2 separate regions of the Homo sapiens genome follow, and region 1 is linked to region 2. The links are chromatin contacts, found by Hi-C or POLR2A ChIA-PET in ENCODE. All regions are on one chromosome and are shown on one strand. Each heading gives the region's core, a stretch centred on a gene start or an enhancer-like site at or near the end of the contact. The rest is flanking DNA. Distances are from core to core; before and after follow the strand shown.

Evidence for each region. Hi-C counts contacts between places; a loop is a spot of excess contacts on that map. ChIA-PET counts read pairs that join two places held with the same protein, here RNA polymerase II (POLR2A). Pooled maps may share reads with other maps.
Region 1: a pooled map shows a loop between it and region 2 (6-fold over the local background). The contact joins the promoter of ATP5MG here to the promoter of IL10RA in region 2. A Hi-C loop is called at or near these places in 2 of 37 single-sample maps with no recorded cell type and 8 of 50 pooled maps. POLR2A ChIA-PET finds 5 or more read pairs at or near these places in 2 of 52 experiments (CD8-positive, alpha-beta memory T cell and activated CD4-positive, alpha-beta T cell).

Annotation. Positions count from the first base shown.
Region 1 is chr11:118,400,222-118,403,640 of GRCh38, forward strand. It overlaps ATP5MG (ATP synthase membrane subunit g), which reads left to right and starts at 1,385. Exons shown (of 3, transcript NM_006476.5): 1 at 1,385-1,496. The coding sequence starts at 1,445. The region is part of intron 3 of LOC100131626 (a long non-coding RNA gene); the gene reads right to left. RefSeq lists enhancers at 1,046-1,125, 1,246-2,109, 2,568-3,158.
Region 2 is chr11:117,984,541-117,987,846 of GRCh38, forward strand. IL10RA (interleukin 10 receptor subunit alpha) reads left to right here and starts at 1,854. Exons shown (of 7, transcript NM_001558.4): 1 at 1,854-1,994. The coding sequence starts at 1,928. RefSeq lists enhancers at 1,282-1,341, 2,732-3,031 and silencers at 1,532-1,631, 1,652-1,931.

The DNA of each region.
Region 1 (3,419 bases), core at 135-2,634, 420 kb after region 2:
CCTTAATTTGACTTTTCTGCAGTATCTAGGGCAGCAGAATCACTCCTTCATTGAAAAGTTCTTAGTTCCTTGATTACACTTCTAATTTTTCTTTCCATCTCTCTAACCATTCCAAAAATCGGAGATTTACTTCTGCTCAGACTTCCCCAGGTTACATTACTTATAGTTCTGTTCCTCTCATCAAATGCCACTTCCCTACATACATCTTTTCCTCCTCATATTAAACTATGAAGTTTCAGCCCTCTGTAGTATACAGCTGTTCTCTTACACATCGGCTCAAGGATCTTTTCTAGGAAGTATGCTGAAATCAGCACCATGCCTAATCTGATGGAATGCCCCCTCTCTGAGTATACATTGCAACTTCAGATCTCAACTCTGCCACTTCCAAACTGTGTGGCCATTTTTCAAGCCCAGTCTCAATGGGGACAATGCCTTACAGGCTTTCTTTAAATTCCAAAATGCCTGGCATAGTGTGGGCGTTCAATACAGGTGATTTTTTCCTCACATCTGCACAGCTCCTTGTGGTTAACTAGGGAATTAGGGGAAATGGATTCCAATCGTGATACAGCACTTTGGGGAGATTGGGATTACAAAAAATCAACTTTAAAAGGGCTATGGGGCCAGGCGCGGTGATTCACGCCTGTAATCCCAGCACCAAGGCGGGTGGATCACTTGAAGCTAGGAGTTCGAGACCAGCCTGGCCAACATGGTGAAACACCGTCTCTACTAAAAGTACAAAAATTAGCCAGGCGTGGTGGCGGGCGCCTGTAGTCCCATCTACTAGGGAGACTGAGGCACAACAATCGCTGGAACCCGGGGGACAGAGGTTGCAGTGAGCCGAAGTCGTGCCACTGCACTTCAGCCTGGGCGACAGAGCGAGACTGTCTCAAATAAAAAGGGCTATGGGTTGAGCCTGGTGACAGCCTGTGTGGTGATTGCTCGGCCCCTAACTTTATATGTTTGGCCTTGGACCCTCTCTACCTCTGTACAACGATCGTGTTGGACTAGAAGAATCTCAGCGAATCCTTCTCCAGTACTGACTTCAAAGGTTCTCAGAATCGCGGCGAAAGCACCCTACGCAAAATAGCGGAGGTCGGCGCCAAGAAAAGCACTGCAGGTTCAGGGCGCATGCGCATTTCCGCTCCTTGCCGGTTTTCCGGACCTCTACGAGTGGCTGCCCCACAAAATGCCTGCTTCTCTGCGGAATCCTACTGTTCTTCACATGCTCTCTAATACCATCTTTTCATATCCACTTTCTCTTCCATGTTGAAAAATTAAATTGACAGGCTGGATTCTGCAAAGATCTTTGGACATTTAAGTATCTTCGACCGGCGCGAAAAGAGGCGGCCTGACCTTGGAAGTGGGACGGGGTCCTGCAGCGGGTCCTTCCGGCGGGTGACATTCAGCCGGCGGTTCGGGGCGACGGACTCTCCATTCCAGAACCATGGCCCAATTTGTCCGTAACCTTGTGGAGAAGACCCCGGCGCTGGTGAACGGTGAGCGCGATGTGAGACCGCCGAGGCGGGCACACGGGCGGCAGGGAGGCCTGCGATGGCCTGAGAGGAAGAAGCGGGCTGCGAAGACCCGAGGGGCCTGCGGGTGCCGGGGCGGGATGGCCTGCAGGTGGAGGGAGCAGGAAGCAGGTTGGCGACTCTTTTCTAGCCTTCCACTCGTCTGACCTGCAGATTGGGTTCTCTACACAACCTAGAAGTTCCTGAATTCTAACCACGACTGGGAAGAGAGGTAGTGTGAAGGAAGCCCGGCGTTGCCCGGCAGCTGCAACCATTACGCCCCCTGAGATCGCTAAGAGCAGGGATCTAGAGGGGATGGTTCTGTTAGGAGAGCTAAGAAAAGGAAGGGCAGAAACGTGAAAGTAAATCAATTCGGCCTCATTACATGTGGTGTTGTTCTCAGTGGAGTATTTGGAAGTCAACAGAAATGTTTAAGGATGGGTGAGCTTTTTTGAACGTTGACTTTGCTTTCTGTCCTAGACGGATTCTAAGATACTTCCGCTTTAATCCGAGGGAAATTTTAGGTGGAAATGGACTTCATGGATGAGTATCCATGCCCCGAGAAGCATAGGACGGGATCCGTATAAACAATAATCTTTGTTACGAAGCTTAGCATTCGTGGAATTTTTTCAGCTTGAAGAGCCTCACTGGTAGACCGCTGTATTTCACAACAACCCTGAATAATCACAGCCTCTGAGTACTAGTTTATTTGGCCAGTAAATATTTCAGTTGTCTTCTCAGTGGCAAGCTATTCATTTTATTCCTGAAGTGAGATAAGCTAAATTGACGTAAGTTTTTCCTAGATGTGCTGTATTCCAGTAAGTGACTGAAGGTCGGATCTCTTAACTTTTGCCTACGTTTATGAAATGTGAATAGAAAGCAGAACTTCAAAAAAAATGTAATACTTTCTAGCCTATTTTGCTGTGTTTGAGTTTGGTTTGGGTATTTTCTTTTTCTTTCTTTCTTTTTTTTTTTTTTTTTTCCTAGAAGACAGGGACTCACTCTGTCGCCCAGGCTGGAGTGCAGTGCAGATCACAGCTCACTGCAGCCTCCACCTCCTAGGCTCAAGCGATCCTCCCACCTCAGCCTCCTGAGTAGCTGGGATCACAGGCACGCACCACCACACCCAGCTAATTTTTGTATGTTTTAAGAGACGGGATTTCACCATGTTGCCCAGGCTAGTCTCTTAACTCCTGGGCTCAAGGGATCCTCCCGCCTCGGTCTCCTAAAGTGCCAGAGTTACAGGTGTGAGCCACAGCGCCAGCCGGGTAATTTATCCATTCTCTCCTCCCTTCCCTCCATCACCAGCCAAACTATGAGTTATTGAAGGCTGTCCTGCAGAACCTCACAGCCTACTAGTGAAACATTTTACACATTTTCCCAAATAATTTCATAAGCTTGCAAGAAAATCTTTTACTTTACTAAGATTGTTAAGATACCTGTCATAGAGCTCTACAATTTTATATAAATCAAAAGAGATGGCCCTGCGGCGGTAGCTTACGCCTGTAATCTCAGCACTTTGGGAGGCCAAGGCGGGCAGATCACTTGAGGGCAGGAGTTCGAGACCAGCCTGGCCAACATAGTGAAACCCCATCTCTACAAAAAATACAAAAATTAGGCAGGCTTGGTGGTGCATGTCTGTAATCGCAGCTACTTGGGAGGCTGAGGCAGGAGAATCGCTTGAACCCCGGAGGCGGAGGTTGCAGTGAGTCAGGATTGCACCACTGCATTCCAGCCTGGGCGACGAAGCGAGGCTAGGTCTCAAAAAAAAAAAATAATAATGCTGGACACTGTGGCTCACGCCTGTAATCCCAGCACTTTGGGAGGCCAAGGCAGGTGGATTACCTGAGGTCAGGAGTTAGACACCAGCCTCACTAATATGGTGAAACCTCGTCTCTACTAAAACAG
Region 2 (3,306 bases), core at 604-3,103:
AGATTCCCAATTTATCAATTGCTCCTTGTGTAAGTGCAAACACTTACTGTAAATCCGGCCCTTAGGTCAAACAACCTTGATGTTATCATACTTCAACTGTCCTACACATCTTTTCTGAATCACCCTTCCCCTGTGGTCTATAAGCCCTGGTCCTGGGGGTGAATCATGGAGACACAAACGTAGCTTCTGTTTATAAGTCCTTATTAAATGTTTTTTTCGAAGAAACTGGATGTGTCAGCCTGTAACCTGCAAAAGGATCTGGCTGCTCTCTGCTTGTAGAAAGAATGGATAATAAAGGAAAATCTGCTAGCTGCCATGCTAGCAGGGGAAGAGCAGCAAACAATTCCACTCTTCAATTCATGGGGGGAACGCAGGGGTTTTTTAAGAAAGGATCTGAAATGCAGAAAAGGCAAGGGGGAGGTTAGGAGGTACCAGGTGGTGTGACTTGCTCCAGTGGTCCTCTTTAATTATCGTCTTATTTGGTGGAGGGGCTGGTGCAATCGTGGATCCTGCCAGGTTATAAATTAGTTACTCTTCAGCAGGGTATATGTTCAACTCCTGAAGTAAGCTTTTGTTGGAGAGAGAATTCCGGAGGTGCCTGGTCCCTATCAGGACGCAGCTCCTGAGGCATCTAAGGAAATATATGACCAGGTAAGAGCATAGCGTGTGCTTAACAAGCACGTAGGTAAATAAACGTGCGTAAGGCATGGGAGTACAGTATGGGACAGGAAAGGGAGTGGAGGTCACAGCACGTCCTGAGGCTGTGTTTTAAGATGAGAGGTAACATACATGCAGTTTGTCTCAAAATTATATCTTGAGGCCCAGAGGAGGAAGAGAAAAAAGGAAAGAAGAGAAACTAAGTTTAAAACACGGTTTAAGGCTGGGCGCGGTGGCTCACCCCTGTAATCCCAGCACTTTGGGAGGCTGAGGCGGGTGGATCACCTGAGGTCAGGAGTTCGAGACCAGCCTGGCCAACATGGTGAAACCCCGTCTCTACTAAAAATACAAAAATTAGCCCAGGCGTGGTGGCACATGCCTGTAATGCCAGCTACTCGGAAGGCTGAGGCAGGAGAATCGCTTGAACCTGGGAGACGAAGGTTGCAGTGATCCGAGATCACGCCACTGCATTCCAGCTTGGGCGACAGAGCGAGACTGTAAAAAAAAAAAATAGATAAAAAAATTTTAAAAATCGCGGTTTGAGGCTCAGCTGCTGAGCTGCTGGTTAAAAGCCTCTTTCTTGGGTCTCTCAGCTTCCTGGGACTTTGGGGGCAGGTCTGCATAAACTGCTTAGTTGTGGACCCCCCTCCAACAATTAGGTAGGGGACTACTCAGTATTCATCCATCGGTGTCCTCAGACCCCCAGACGGGGAGGCCCTGGGGCAACGCCAAGACTCACACCGGCGTCCTGGCGCCTTTGCCCTCAAGGGCCTGCAACTACCTCCTCCCCATTCGGAGCGGCCGCGGCCACATCCTTAACGCCAAGCCGGCACGCCAGGCAAAAGCGGCTCGGACGCCCTCACCCCACCTTCCGCACTCAGGGCCGAGGCTGTGCCTGGCCACCTGCTTCCCAGCACATGCACACACGCGCGCGCGCACACACCCACACACACGTACCCACGGCCGGCCGGGCTACCCGGACCACTTTGATCCGAAGGCACTGGAGGCCCAGAGGGAAGGAAAGGGAGGGGTGGCCGGAGCCCGCTAGCGCCCCAGGACAGCCTCGGGTTGCCCCAGGCGGTAGCCCTGTGGGACAGTGGTTCCCCGTCCGCGGCCTCGGGGGCGGGGCGTCTGTAGGCCTCGCCCCGCTGACGTCAGCCCTGCGGGGCGCTGGCGGAGCGGGCGGCGGAGCTGTCAGTCCCAGCCCAAGGGTAGCTGGAGGCGCGCAGGCCGGCTCCGCTCCGGCCCCGGACGATGCGGCGCGCCCAGGATGCTGCCGTGCCTCGTAGTGCTGCTGGCGGCGCTCCTCAGCCTCCGTCTTGGCTCAGACGCTCATGGTAAGGCTCCGGGACGCGGCCCTTCCCTGCCCTGCCCTCTCCGCGCCCGCTCCATTAAAGTTCTCCATCCAGTGGAGAGCCCTGGCTGGCTGGCCCTCTGGCAGAGCGGTGCCCGGGTGCTCCCTTACTCTGGCAAACCTGGATCTCAGGCTCACCTGTTGTGGAAGTGGAAGAGGCTGAAATTGACAGGAACTGACGGATTGGGAAGGATAGAGAAGTATGCGCAAGGCCAAACCCCCAACCCGCAAACCTCATCATCCACCCACTTCTAGATGAGCCGTAAGTTTAGCTCTAGGTTTTTTGCTGTTTAGGTTCAAATGATGGGACTTCTTGTCCCCTTGGGGAATAATTTTGATCTCCTGACTCTCCCTTCTCTTAGTCGACTCTTCAACTAACCTCTGTCTGTCCTTCTCCCATCTCACCTTCATCCCTCACTGATCACCCCGATCTGATCCCCCTTGCTCCACCTGTAGCCCCCAACTCACTCCCACTGCCCCCTGCCTCTCTCCTCCTAACCCAGCCAGTTCAGGCTTCTAACCCAGTTCAGGCTCCTAACCCAGACAGTTCTCCGGCAAGGTTTCTGCAACTAAGAAAAGTAAACCCCAGAGACAGAATGAAAGAGCCGGGAGTTGGAAGGACCAAGAGCAGAGACAGAGAGCAAGGACCGAAACTGCTTCTTCATGACACCAAAATACAAAGTAAAACATGCAGTCAGCCATTCACGTGATCGAGAGCTGAGTCGGAGATGTGCAGCCCAAATACCACAACGACTCGCTGCATTTTTCACTTTCCGTCTAATGTTTCGAAATCAAGGCACTGACGTGAAGATCAAAGACGGTATAAGAAAGAAAGCAAGAGACAGATGACAGAGTCCTCCCCCCCAAAAAATAAATAAAAAACAGGTGCATGATTAGAGAGATGTAGAGAAGTTAGAACACTAGGGAGCGGGAGCAGAGTCGCTGTCAAATGGAGAGAACTTAGAGGATCAAGGAGGAGAGAAAGGGAACCAACCAGCCGTTGGCCTTGCACATACTTCAGTCTGCTTGATCAACAAGACTCTTAAAGTAGAAATGTTTGTTGCATTCTTACAAAGAAGACAATGCCTTCAGCAGTGTTTCCCATGGTGAATGGTGTGTACTGGGGGTAAAGGGAGAGTAGAGCTAGGAATTGGTATTGAGTATCTCTCCTCGGAGCTACAGGTGCCAGCTCTTGTGGGGATGTCCTCAGCCATGTGTAGAGCCAGAGCTGATTTATTCCATCTGTCCTTGCCCAGCCAGAGGTTGGACATCTGGCTATAGGCAAAGCCCTCCCA